2 separate regions of the Homo sapiens genome follow, and region 1 is linked to region 2. A link is a contact called in ENCODE Hi-C or POLR2A ChIA-PET data. All regions are on one chromosome and are shown on one strand. Each heading gives the region's core, a stretch centred on a gene start or an enhancer-like site at or near the end of the contact. The rest is flanking DNA. Distances are from core to core; before and after follow the strand shown. Region 1 overlaps PFDN1 (prefoldin subunit 1). Region 2 overlaps CYSTM1 (cysteine rich transmembrane module containing 1).

The links. A loop is a pair of places that touch in the nucleus more often than their neighbours do. ChIA-PET counts read pairs that join two places held with the same protein, here RNA polymerase II (POLR2A). Pooled maps may share reads with other maps.
Region 1: a map of OCI-LY7 shows a loop between it and region 2 (4-fold over the local background). The contact joins two enhancer-like sites. A Hi-C loop is called at or near these places in 27 of 168 maps with a recorded cell type or tissue (B cell, CD14-positive monocyte, CD4-positive, alpha-beta memory T cell and 17 more), 8 of 37 single-sample maps with no recorded cell type and 22 of 50 pooled maps. POLR2A ChIA-PET finds 5 or more read pairs at or near these places in 16 of 52 experiments (A673, BJ, GM12878 and 12 more).

Annotation. Positions count from the first base shown.
Region 1 is chr5:140,283,356-140,290,500 of GRCh38, reverse strand. The region is part of intron 2 of PFDN1 (prefoldin subunit 1); the gene reads left to right. Among named protein-coding and RNA genes, the nearest start is that of PFDN1, 16 kb to the left of the region's middle. Within about 2 kb of position 5,645, at least 4 of the 41 ENCODE cell types and tissues checked have a DNase peak (open chromatin) inside an H3K27ac peak, as active enhancers do; they include B cell, CD14-positive monocyte and OCI-LY7, where a contact is called at or near this core.
Region 2 is chr5:140,241,263-140,248,081 of GRCh38, reverse strand. CYSTM1 (cysteine rich transmembrane module containing 1) reads right to left here. Exons shown (of 3, transcript NM_032412.4): 3 at 4,293-4,777. The coding sequence ends at 4,671. It overlaps PFDN1 (prefoldin subunit 1), which reads left to right. Exons shown (of 4, transcript NM_002622.5): 4 at 2,025-3,047. The coding sequence ends at 2,108. Among named protein-coding and RNA genes, the nearest start is that of PFDN1, 58 kb to the left of the region's middle. RefSeq lists enhancers at 5,504-6,340, 6,341-6,819. Within about 2 kb of position 4,046, at least 16 of the 41 ENCODE cell types and tissues checked have a DNase peak (open chromatin) inside an H3K27ac peak, as active enhancers do; they include B cell, CD14-positive monocyte and OCI-LY7, where a contact is called at or near this core.

The DNA.
Region 1 (7,145 bases), core at 4,396-6,895, 41 kb before region 2:
TCAGGCCTCCTCAGGGGCCGTATGCTGGGCTTCATTTCGACTTATTTCGGTACGCTGGCCCTGCCCTTCTCCCTGTGTTTGCTAGCTTTGTCATCAGCTTGGCTACAGGAATTCCAGGGATTTTATTGAGGCATGACAACAACCAGAGTGAGAAAGTGCCATGTTTTCTGGTGTCACCTTCATGGGAGCACCTTTCCAGAAGTCTTCTAATGGTCTCCCACTTATATTTCATGACAGAAACTGAGTCACATGCTTAGGCTTAAATCTTGGGGGATGCAACTGCAATGATTGGGTAAGGCCAATCAAGATTCAGCCTAGAACTCAATTCTCTGATTTACTTGGGAAAATAGAGAGTACCGAAACAAAATTGGGGCTCAATCAACAAAGAAAAGGAAATGGATATGGGATAAACAATAATGTCTGCCAAAGTCATCAACAGTCATTATAGTGATCAATAACTGAGGGCTAGCTATATGAAAACCGTTGATATATTTAGGATGAATTAGGCAGAGTTTAGTCTGGGAGCATAGGCAGGCAGGAAGCTATTCAGGAGGTTAGTAATAAGAGCATAAATTAAGGTGGTGGAAGTGGAATAGTGAGGTGAAGGGTCAGTATGAGAGAAAGTGATAAATTAGAAATATAAGGAGGATATCTGCCGTTTTGGGACTTGCATGTGGTGATATTGATGGAAGCTGAAGTCGAGATGGTGAAACTACTTATAGGGAATGTTGGTATGGGTTGATAAAATGAGTTTAATTTGGGCCATGTTGAATTTGAGGTGATATGGAACATACAAGTAGAAGTGATCATAGATGCTGAACATGCATGGTGCAGGTGATAGTGGTTGATATTATTTTGAGGGTTATTAGCTAAGTTGAGGCCTTGAAAATAAATGAGTTCTCCTAGGGACTTTGGGTAGAGATTGTTTAGCAGAGAGCCTTGCATAGTGCTTGTAGTATGGGCACTGGAGAAGAAAGAGGAAGGAGGGATTTATGGATACAGTAGTTAATGAGGGAAACATGGATAGCATAGTACAGAGATGAAGCAGCAGCATCCCTCAGAGTTAGATTTGAGCATACAGTGATCTGTAGATTGCTTTTGTCTAGGTATGACAGGGTCTAGGTGCTGTATGTCTGTTATAATCTAGTACTACATTATTTATTTTGTTGCTCAAATAATTCTGCTTTGACCATTGGGAGCTCTTTGAGATTTACTCCTTTTTTTTTTTTTCCTTCTCCCAGTCTAGAAATGCAGTAGTGTGATTGTGGCTTACTGCACCCTTGACCTCCTGGGCTCAAGCAGTTCTCTACCTCAGCCTCCCAAATAGTTGGGATTACAGGCATGTGCCACCAAACCCAGCTAATTTAAAAATTTTTTTGTATAGATGGGAGTTTGTCATGTTGCCCATGCTGGTCTTGAACTCCTGGACTCAAGTGATCCCCTCACCTCAGCCTCCCAAAGTGCTGGGATTACAGGCGTGAGCCACTGTGCCTGGCAACTATTATTATTATTTTTTGAGACAGAGTCTCCCTCTGTCGCCTAGGCTGGAGTGCAGTGGTGTGATCTCGGCTCACTGCAAACTCCGCCTTCTGGGTTCAAGCAATTCTTTGCCTCAGCCTCCCGAGTACCTGGAACTACAGGTACCCGCCACCATGTCTGGCTCATTTTTTTTATTTTTAGTAGAGACGGAGTTTTGTCATGTTGTCCAGGCTGGTGTCGAACTACAGACCTCAGGTGATCTGCCCGCCTTGGCCTCCCCAAGTGCTGGGATTACAGGCATGAGCCACCGTGCACGGCCAGCAACTTTATTTTTTTATAGTAGTTTTAGTAGTACGGAAAAATTGAGCAGAAAGAACAGCAAGCTCTCACTCCCTTTCCACTCTCTCCCACACTGTTTCTTCTCTTATTAACATCTGGCATTAGTGTGGTACATTTGTTACAATTGATGAAAACATATTGATAAATTATTGTTAACTAAGATCCATAGTTTACATTAGGGGTCACTCTTTGTGTTATCATACAGTATAGTTTCACTGTCCCCCAAATTCCTTGTGCTCCACCTGTTCTTCTCTTCTTCCCCTTCCTTCCCCACTGTCTTCCCTGGTGACCACTGACCTTTTTACTGTTTCTATATATAGTTTTGCGTTTTCTGAAATCTCATATAGTTGGAATGATGCAATATATAGCCTTTCATACTATACTGGTTTCTTCGACTTAGCAATATGCATTTAAGGCTCCTCTGTGTCTTTGTGACTTGATACCTCATTTCGTTTTGTCGTCGAATAATATTCTATTGTATGGATGTACTGACAGTTTATCCATTCACTTATTGAAGAATATTTTGGTTGGTTCCAAGTTTTGGCGGTTACAAATGAAGCAGCTGTAAACATTTGCACATGTGCATGGAAGTTTTCAACTCATTTGGATAATGGACTGCATTTGATTGATCATCTGTTAAGCTTTGTAAGAAGCTGCCAAACTGTCTTCCAAAGTGGGCTGTACCATTTTTGCATTCCCACCATCAGTGGATGAGAGTTTCTGTTGCTTCACAGCTTCATCGGCATATGGTGTTCTCAGTGTTTGGGATTTTATCCATTATACTAGGTGTGTGGCAGTATCTCATAATTTTATTTTATAGTTCCCTAATAACATATGATGTTGAATATCTTTTCACTTGCTTATTTGCCATCTGTGTTATCTTTGGTGAGGTGTCTGTCAGATCTTTTGCCTGTTTTAAATATGGTCGTTTGTTTTCTTATTGTTGAATTTTAAGAGTTCTTTGCATAATTTAGATGCAAATCCTTTATCAGATATGTGTTTTGCAAATATTTTCTTCCATCTGTGGCTTGTCTTTTCTTTAGCTTTTTGTTTTTACTGTACTTCCTGACCTTCTCATACTGCAGTATGCTCCAGGTTCATCTTGTATTTTCCCTGCCGAGCCCTATAGTTAGTCATTTTTCCAAGAAGCTGTGGTTCCTGATTCCTTTTATTGGAGAGTGGTTATTTAGAAATCTATATCTGGTCACTGGGTTTATTTGTTACTACTGAGGTGTTACCGTTTCTAGGCCCTCTGGTGACTAGCAATAGATAATATGTGTATATATGCTACTAATTCATGTGTATGTACATATCTACAGTTGTTTCTGTGTCTGTTCATCACTGTACACATACTAAGCTGATTGTGAGTTTATACTGATATCTCCGACTCTTCGATACCACAGGGTTCATTTTAGCCTTCCTTTCTTGCGTATCTGTAACTTCTCTCTCATATGAGAAACCCGGCTCCTACCATCCAGTGTCCATTTACTTATTTATTTATCCCCATACACATATAAAGCAATTTCAGAATTGTTTGCCTGTATCTCCTGTGAGAAACAAATTTAACCAACTAGTTAATCCAAGGTTGATTGGATTATTTGTATACATATATTCACATACACACATATTTATAATAACTTACATTAGAGCCACTATAATATGGTACGAAAAAGACCGAGTGTTCTAATCTAATACATACAAGCTGGGCAAGGTATTTAACCTGACTAGGTCTTATTTTTGTACTTGGTAATTTTTTACATACTTAGAAAACTTTGGCCGGGCATGGTGGCTCACTCCTATATATAATCCCAGCTCTTTGGGAGGCTGAGGCGGTTGGATCCCCTGAGGTCAGGAGTTCGAGACTAGCCTGGACAACATGGTAAACTCCTATCACTACTAAAATACAAAAATTAACTGGGTGTGGTGGCAGGCACCCATAATCCTAGCTACTCCAGAGGCTGAGGCACGAGAATTGCTTGAACCCTGGAGGCGTAGTTTGCAGTGAGCTGAGGTGGCATCACTGTACTCCAGCCTGGGCAACAGAGCAAGACTGTCTCCCCCGCCCCCCCCCCCCCCCCCCCCCCCGCAAAAAAAATTGAGGATTCAAGAGGAAACATTTTTCGAGCAATGAATTTTAAAAAGCTCTCTCTTTCTTTTCCAGTCCCATTTCATCTTTGTGTAAATCCTTTTTTATTTTACATATTTTTTCATCTTGAAAATGGAATGACATGCTGATTTTTCTTTTTTCTTTTCTTTTTTTTTTTTTTTTTTGAGACAGAGTCTCACTCTGTCACCCAGGCTGGAGTGCAATGGTACGATCTTGGCTCACTGCAACCTCCGTCTCATGGGTTCAAGTGATTTTCCTGTCTCAGCCTCTCGAGTAGCTGGGATTACAGGCACCCGCCACCACACCGGCTAATTTTTTTGTATTTTTAGTAGAGATGGGGTTTCACCATGTTGGCCAGGCGGGTCTCTAACTCCTGAACTCAAGTGACCCACCCACCTCGGCCTCCTAAAGTGCAGGGATTGCAGGTGTGAACCACCACGCCTGGCTGACGTGCTAATTTTTTAAACTTGAGTTTTTACTTACTTACTAACTTACTATATTGACATCTTTACATGTCAATAAAAAAAATATTTTTTTTTAAATTTCGGTTTGGTTTTTTATTTAATTAGTCATTCTTTTTTAAAAAAATTTATTTATTTTTTAGACATGGGGCATTGCTATGTTGCCTGGGCTGGACTTGAACTCTTGGATTTAAGCAATCCTCACACCTCAGCTTTCTGAGTAGCTAGGACTACAGGTGCATGCCATTATGCCTGGCTGCCCCCTTGGTTTTATCTCCTGTTTTGTATCCTATTTCTGTGCCAGTGTGGATACTTAAGGTCTCCAGGATTCAGCATAAACTCTCAGGATGAAAGCCAATTTACTGCTGTCTTACATTCCTGAATTCCCAGTTTCACTTCACTTTGGACCTTTGTGGAATCCTTCCTTTTGTGTTAGTTCAACAAAATGTTAAAAAAAAATTTTTTTTTCCTTTGTTTCTAATCAGGAGTGTTCAGGGTATCTACTCTTCATTATGCCAATAACAGAAGTCTGTAACTCACTGAGCAGTCCACAATGTGGATGTGCCATAAAGTTTTAATCACTTCCTTACTAAGGAAGTGATTAAAGTAAGAAATAAATTCAATTTAAAAAAATTTTAAAAAAAGAAGTTCAATTTATTTCTACTTGCTTCCACGCTAAAAATTACGACGTAAAAATTCAGTAACTTTCCTCACCAGTGGAGTTAGGCAAAGAAGCAAGATAGGCTCATTCTTTTTTTTTTTTTTTTGAGATGGAGTCTCGCTCTGTTGCCCAGGCTGGAGTGCAGTGGCGCGATCTCGGCTCACTGCAAACTCCACCTCCCGGGTTCACGCCATTCTCCTGAAGATAGGCTCATTCTTATGTCTTTTCTATGCTGCTTAATTTGTGAATACCCTGAAACCTAAATGCTAATAGGATACGTTTTTAGACACCCTCTAAAAATTTCCCACCCAAAGTGAACTCGTCATAAGCATTTTGTTGTTTCTGAATAGCATATGTCTAGGTGACCATACTTTGGAAATTGTGTCCAAAATGCAGCAGTGCAAGTGATCTGGGATTGTGTTTTGGGCAGGTGAACAATGGTTTTGATTCATACTGAGTTATAAGAAAGTGGAAGTTGTACCAAACTGCAGGATGATTTAGAAAACGGAGTCTGATGTTTCTCAAATAATCAAAACCGAAAGTCTCAGAATTATGTTTTCAGATGGCATAATTACAAATAAATGAGGAAGTGAAATAGCAGGTTACAAGTCCTTGAGAGTGGACAGTGCAGAGGCACGTGGCACTGATTTCCAGGTCAAAGAAGAGGCCTTTTGCAAAGCATCAACTCGAATTCAGGTTATATAATCCTGAGTATTTTAAGCATGTTATCTGCATATTATTTGTCATGAGAGAATACTTTCCCTCTTCATGGTTTATTTTTCCTTATTGGTACATTTTGAACTCCAGAATTCTTTATTTACTATTTGGCTTTCCATAAACAATCAGGCAGAATGACTATGAGATTCTCTACATTGAGCAACTGTGTACATAATATTTGCTTATGATAAGACTTATATTATCATGATAAATCCTTTCTCTTCACATAGTATCTGATAATCCAATGCCCTTTTAAACAATAAGAAAGATGTTTTCCAAAGACTTTTTTTCAGAAATCAGATGTTTCTTGGAGCCTTTTCCAGTCTTCATACAATATATCTTTGCCATTTTTTAAATTGAGGACTAAACCAAACTTTCCATAAGTTTTTGTGTTTGAATTTTTACTGTGTAACTACTCTTTGAGGTAGACATTTGCATTTACCCAACATTCATCCTTGTTAAAACTTGCGTGGCTGAGATGTCCTTAGGTTTGTAGTAGTAAGTTGGCCAGCTTCGGTGGAATCTCTCTGGCCTTTGAAGTTGGCACAGTCCAGTATAGCTACCTCAAAGGATATGTGGTCATGGAAAAACGTGTTTTTGTTGTTGAGTGTTCTTGCTTTCTAGTAATTTTATTTTCTGCTCAAGAGATTTAGTATCTGTTCAGATACTTTATTTTTAAAGGCCACATAAGTAATGACTTGACCTCTAATCTTAGCTTTGAAATTTTCCCAGACACTAATAAAGATGATGTCTGATGACCTTTTATTTGAGAATAGTACTCATTGGCCAGCTATCAGTGCTACTTAAAAATGTATATTTTACTCAAAAAATTATTTCCATGGCTAAAAGACTTTCTCAGTAAAATCACACATGTCATGACATAATTTGGTGACTCTTGCACCTTGTTTTAGAATAGTTTTTACATAACATTACTGAGACTTAGTACTGTTCAAAACAACTCTTCTCTTCAAATACAAATATGAGTTAGTTCTGAGAAAAATATTCTGTAAACCATAATCTTATCTGAAATAGCACCCATCTCTTGGATCCAGTAAGAATATTTTAGACATGAAGGGTTCTATAGTAAAAGACCTGGAATTAATCCTTGTTTTGCATGAATGTGGGCTCTCTTTCCTGTAAATATACAGTAAGGTTTTACAAAGAATCAAGTTACTACTGAAGACTAAGATCATCAGTTGGGCTGGGCTGGGCGTGGTGGCTCATGCCTGTAATCCCAGCACTTTGGGAGGCCGAGGCGGGCAGATCACGAGGTCAGGAAATCGAGACCATCCTGGCTAACATGGTGAAACCCTGTCTCTACTAAAAAATAGAAAAAATTAGCCAGGCGTGGTGGTGGGCGCCTGTAGTCCCAGCTACTCGG
Region 2 (6,819 bases), core at 2,797-5,296:
AAAAAAAAAGAGTTGTTTATCAAAGGAAGTTTAAATTCCCACTCTGATATCACAGTGATAGGACTGTATTTGGTTTAGCAATGTAATTAAAATTCCTTAGCAGCAGTATGCATTTGCAGGCATTGGATTGAATGGTTATCATGGTCACCATGAGTTGGAGTTTTGCTCTTGTTGCCCAGGCTGGAGTGCGATGGCATGGCCTTGGCTCACTGCAGCCTCCGCCTCCTGGGTTCAAGTGATTCTCCTGCCTCAGCCCCTAAGTAGCTGGGATTACAGGTGCCCCCACCACACCTGTCTAATTTTTTTGTAGAGACAGGGTTTTGCCATGTTGGCCAGGCTGGTCTTAAACTCCTGGCCTCAGGTGATCTGCCCGCCTTGGCCTCCCAAAGTGTTGGGATTATAGGCATGAGCCACTGTGTCTGGCCATGAGTTTTTATGGAGCTCCTGTTGTGTTCCAAGGAATTCTCTGCAACTTAGGACAGATGGGAGATGAGTAAAGAGGGTTCTTTCTAGCCTTAAGGAAATTTGAAGCAAGGAGAGGACAGACAGGAATCAGAGGTTCACGGAAGAACTGATAAAGATTTGTGTATGCCACATTTGGCTTCTGTAGGAAAAAGCCTCTATATGTATCATTTAATAAATAGCTAAGCGCGGTGGCTCACGCCTGTAATGCCAGCACTTTGGGAGACCGAGGAGGGAGGATCGCTTGGGTCCAGGAGTTTGAGATCAGCCTGGGCAATACAAAAAATAAAAAATTGAAGTTTCTCATTTCTACAAAAAAAAAAAAAAAATTAGCCGGGCATGGTGGTACACATCTATAGTCCCAGTGCACCTAGAGTCCCAGCTACTTGGGCTGAGGTGGGAGGTAGAGGCTACAGTGAACCGTGATTGCACCATTGCACTCTGAGCTGAGACCTTGTCTCAAAAATAAATAAAACATACAAACAACTAATTAATTGGACAGAGAGCTCACTTGTCCTCTGCCCTAAACTCTCCCTGCTTCCCTGAGTCCTGTGGGCACTTTAATGGGTGGAACAGAATCAACAGGTGCTTGGGTGAAGGGGGTGGAGGTGAGAGAAGGGCCTGGGCTGCCTGGTGACTGTATTACTGGTTCCAGTGTGGCTCAGTCACATATGCCCTGGGAGGTGATAATTTTGAGTATTCCCTCAGGACATGAATAGTATTCCTCTAAAACGGAGGCTTCATTTCATGTCTGTTAACTGGGAATACAGCCACAACTATGTCCTCGGGGCAAGGACCACTGGTAAAACCACCATACTTCTGGGGTGAGCACAGGGCAAATAATGTACAGACATCATTTCCTTTGACTAATCTTTGAAATCTTGGCTCCTGAAAGTAGTGAAAGTTCTTTGTCTAAGCCGAGATTTTTAATTTAGGACCCAGATGGAGTAGAAGGTAAGCCTCCAAAAGGTCTGCTTTCCTCAGTGTTTTAGTGTCCCAGATTCCTGGCAGGCAGCAGTCTCATTAGAAAAGCAGATTGCCTTCTGACTCACCCACTCAGTGCGATGCGAGACAGCCCCACAGCCCTCACAGCAGCCCATATTCCTGCTGGACAGGGCAGAGCGTGCACCATCCATTTTATAGCTGCAGTGGCTACAGACGCCTGGCCCAGGCCATGGAAAACCTTGAGAGGAGATAGTCTGTTACGGACAGGAGCTTTGTCCTGGAATTTCCTGGCCTTTGTCTGTCTGGGATAACTTCATGTACTGAGACGCCTGTTTTTTAGAGTCTTCTTCCTTCTGGGGGAAGAGTGCTACTGCCTGTCCTCCACAGAGCACTTTTGCTTCTACCAAAGCCATCTTCTCCCTGCTGCCTGCCCGTGATCACCCATGGTTCGGAGGTGAGGGGAGCACTGTGGGCAGGTGTGTGTACCTGGCTTGCAGTATACTCCTGAAAGTTGCCTGTCACAAAGGAAAAGCCATAACCATTGGACATCAAAGCTGTGTCTTCCAGCCCGGCCCATTCACTCTGGTCCTAACCTTTGTCTGTCTCTCATATTGCAGCAGAAAAAGTCCTACCTGGAGCGAAGCGTTAAGGAAGCTGAGGACAACATCCGGGAGATGCTGATGGCACGAAGGGCCCAGTAGGGAGCCTCTCTGGGAAGCTCTTCCTCCTGCCCCTCCCATTCCTGGTGGGGGCAGAGGAGTGTCTGCAGGGAAACAGCTTCTCCTCTGCCCCGATGGATGCTTTATTTGGATGGCCTGGCAACATCACATTTTCTGCATCACCCTGAGCCCCATTTGCTTCCCAGCCCTGGAGTTTTTACCCGGCTTTGCCTGCCACCTCTGCCCAGGACACTCTTCCCTCTCGGGATGTGTGATGAACTCCCAGGAGAGGGAAGATGGGAGCCAGGGCAAGATAGGAAGCTCTGCCTGAGCTTTCCACTAGGCACGCCAGCCAGACCAATAAAAAGCGTCTGTCCCACTCTGCTAAGCCTGGTTTTCTTGAGCAGAGGGATGGAACAGAGGGTGAGAGAGGCAGTGGCCGTCTCCACCTCAGCTCCTGCTCCCTCTGCATCAGAGCCCTTCCTTTCTTGGGGGATGGGCCTTGCCCTCTTCTCTTTTCCCTTCCTGTACCTTTGACTAACGCTCAGCTTCCGGGCCTGCATGCAGTAGACAGAAGAGGAAGAAAGAACAGATGTTCACAGCTGAATCTCAGTGAACAGAATAGCAGTCCCTGGATGGCAGTCTGCCTAAAGATTCCTTTCCCTGCCTTCTCCCATACATTCCAAAAGGAAGTTCAACAGTAAGCAGCACCTCCAAGACTGTCTCCTTTTGGCCAATATCATAAGATGGACGCCATAATCCTGAGGCCTCCTAGAGGCTGAGGGGGCAACGGTGTGATCCAGCTGGCTCATCCCAGCCCAGGTGGGCCAATTATTCAATTTTCAAGAATTTTGTTGCAAGCCAGTTGTCAAACACAGCCATTATAATTATGTAAATTTGCAAATTATGTTAAAAACAAGGACAATAAATATTCAAAATGCATCCCTAATTACTACATTTGACCACGATCTGTGCTCTATCTGTGCACTGACTGTGATCTGTGAGGTTGGCTCTGTTGTGTCTGGGTGGTAGAAATCCCACATGATGTCAGGTCCTGTGCTGCCCTTCCCAGCTCCAGTCAGTGACATCACATTGGTAACTTGAAATCAGCCATGGCATGGTGAGAACACGTACACCACAGAAATAAGACACAGGACATCAGAAATAAGACACAGGACATGCAACAAAACATGGCTTTTTTTTTTTTTTTAAAGAGAGCACCGGTAAACATTTATCAGCACGTCCACTGCTTCGGAGGGAAGGCAGAGTCGGCAGGGAGCTAGCTGTCAGCTGCGGCTTCTCGGGCTGGCTGGGCTGGGCGGGCCAGCTGATGGAGGAAAATCGGACTTGCTGCTATGGCAGCCTGGCGCCACCCTGTGGCCAAATATGAGATGAGTGGCACGGCTGACGAGCTGGGGTGAGGGGTGAGGGGACATCCAGAAGGGAAAACTTCAGCCAGGAGCGGTGGCTCACGCCTGTAATCCCAGCATTTTGGGAGGCCGAGGCGGGCAGATCAACTGAGGTTGGGAGTTCGCAACCAGACTGACCAACATGGAGAAACCCTGTCTCTACTAAAAATACAAAATTAGCCCGGCCTGGTGGTACATGCCTGTAATCCCAGCTACTCAGGAGGCTGAGGCAGGAGAATTGCTTGAACCCAGGAGGGGGAGGTTGTGGTGAGCCGAGATCACGCCATTGTCCTCCAGCCTGGGCAACAAGAGTGAAACTCCATCATCTCAAAAAAAAAAAAAAAAAAAAAAAAAAGGAAAACCTCTTGGCTGGCCCCATGTAATTGTAGGTTCCTGGGTTTCCAGGGAGCAGGCCTGGAAGCCACTCCAGGGGCAGCCCCTGGTTACCAAAAGGCCCTTTCCTAGGCTCTGGGTAAAGGCAGGTGCAAGATGTGGCAAATGCTCCTCCCTGAGCCTATCTCTGAGTGGGACTACGGGGAGAGTAGCTTGGCCGGGAGCCCATGACCCAGCTGGAGAACACCTGGCCCTCAGAACTGGCCGCCTTTGTAGCACCCTCACTGTTTGCATCACCACCAGAATAAAAAGGTAGATTGGCTGCTGGTCATACATTGGATGGTGGCCACTAGCTGAGATAGATACCCACATTTTATAAGCCTCAGTGAGCAGATGAGTAGTTAGTTAGACATGGTAACAGTCCAGGAGACAAGCACAGACTCCAGGTAGCTTAGCTTAGGCCTGGAATCATTTAGACAGACAGTTGAGCTTTGGACAAATTTATTGAAACATACAGGCGGCTGTTAGCAGAGAAATCATTCCATGATTGATGTGTTACATTTGGCCACTACCTTGAATGTATAATTTAAAAATTATATTTTTCACAACTAAGCCTTTGGCCAAAAAAGTCATTTAGCACATCTTTAAAGATCAATAAGAAATGGATTTTGGACATTAAAAAGATCAAGTCACTGAATTAAACAGTAGCAACCCCCATTAATCTAGAATCCCATAGTGCTGAAGGTAGAGGTGTCTGTGCAAAGCTAGTCATTTGTTAACAGCAATCAGAAGAGATGGGGGCAGGCACACCTGTCAGAGGTGGCAGCAGAGCTGGCAGGACAGGACGGCTGGGCTGGTCTGGTCAGGTGAGCATGTCCCAGAGACAGCAGCAACAGAGAGCCGTCCAGCAGGCTGTGAGGCAGGTGGATGGTCCTAGCTCATCTCTTCTTTGGTCTTCTACCACATACACTGGAGGGAGAAGAGGGAAGAGGGTGAGAATGGACTGGTGCAAACCCCAGGCCCTGCAAAGTTAGCCTCCCAGGACCACAGGAAGGCTACACCAGGGGAAAACTATTGAGCAGACTGGTGAAACCGTGTTCCTGCCATTGCTGCTGCTGAATGGAAGGAGGGTGGCTCAGCTCAGCTGCTTTCTCCCTCCTGCCACTCCAGACTCAGGACGCCCTCACCCTCACAGGGACAAGTACTAGAGAACTTGCAGAATGGCCCCATGCCAAGGCAACCAGAGTTGGCCAACCCTACTTGGTTTGTAAACCAGGTAGCATGTCTTCCCCCCTGGAGGGGAACTGGGGGTCATTTCTTGGGATACAGCTGACCCATCACCCAAGAATAACAGAGGAAAGGGAATTAAAATCTCCTTTTAAAGGGGGGCTTTAAACCCTTAAAGAATAATCAAGAGCCCTGGTTTTTCATTCCTGGGCAATACACAATTTCAGAATGTGCCCCCAACCTCTATACCTTGACATAAACGATGAAGGAAGGCAGGGATGAAAACCTGGCTGAGTGGGATGGGGCGGCTGGAGCCTGTGTGGTGTCTTCCTGAGCCTAGCATGCTCACTTTTCCTCCAAATGGAGCTGGAAACCTGAGCCCTGTCATGGCCAAGTGCTCTATCGAGAGATCTGAGTGCTAAACAAATCCATAGGTCAAGAAGGACCCCAACTACCCACTACTTGTTAGCTGATTTGCGGCATTAGCTTCTCTTCCCATAAGGACATATTTTAAATGGCTGCTAGTCAATCTGTGGCCACTGAAAATCTCAAAACAACCACTGTCATCAAACTCATAAGCAGTAAGCATTTCACTTTTCCAAAGTTCATGAATGCATGAATGTTATCAATTAAGCCAGTCCTTTAGGGGTTTTCTTTCAGTTTTCTTGTGTTTTGTATCTGTTTTTAGACCTCTCTCGGCAGCGCCTCTCTCTGGAGCCTGGTGTCATTGCTATTACAGGGCACGCTGAGTGGGTTAGTAGGGAGATTTTCCAGGTCCTCCCGTTGTATCAGCTGCCCTCTACTGCACGGACATGTTCCTTTTCCTTCTCCTATGGCACAGGTTTAATCCTAGTCCACTTGCATTTGGCTCCACTCAGCAGCACAGGTCTGGGTCTAGATGCCCTTCACCAGGAAAGCCTGCTCAGAGGGAGAGGATGAATGGCTCATTTATTCTGAGGCCTCCTAAGGTCAAGTACCTGATTTCGTCTTCACAGCAACCCTGAGGTAGATACTACCATCATTCCCACTTCACAGGCAAGGAATTCGAGGCTTAGAGAGCTCAAGTCTCTCGTTCAAGCACATGTGACGAGGCAGAGGCAAGGGCAGAATCCGAACCCAGGCCTTTATGGCTCTAAAGCCTCTGGCAAGCCAGGCTTGCTCATACCCAACTGGGATAGAAAAGGGATCAGAAAGAGAACAGAGGTGACTGGGGCTACAGCAAAGTCATCTCTCACATCCAGCCAGAGCCTACCCTACCCACTGAAGCCTGGCCACCCCAGGCCCTGGGGTCACTGCAGCAGGAAAGCCCCAGGCAGAGTGTCCCTTCCATCTGCCTGGATGGCCTGCCCACCCCGGGATCCTGCATGGGCAGCTCTGGACAGGGAAACCAGAATACAATGGCATGCAGATCCCCTTGAATAACCCCTTCCCTGTGCTCTCCCTGTCACAGGATTGGCTCGCCTGCCCCTGGGACAGAAAGCCCCTCCCCTGCCAGCTCTGGAAATAGCCTGCTTGATTCATGTGCAGGCCATCCCTGGGCTTCAGGCCAGAGACTCAGCTGGAGGCTGGCTGCAGTGGGAGGGGCCTCACAGGCTCTCTTAAGTTACCATTTATTGAGGTATTCACAAGTGCCAGGCCCTGTGCTGAGGGCTTTCTGGACATGGGGCCACTCAGTCTTCATGACCGCCGTGTGGGGCATGGGCATCAGGACATCAGTCAGTCTCCTCACTGCTTCCCCTTCTCCCCAGCCTCCAGAGACAGGGCTGAGGCGGTGGCCATGCCTT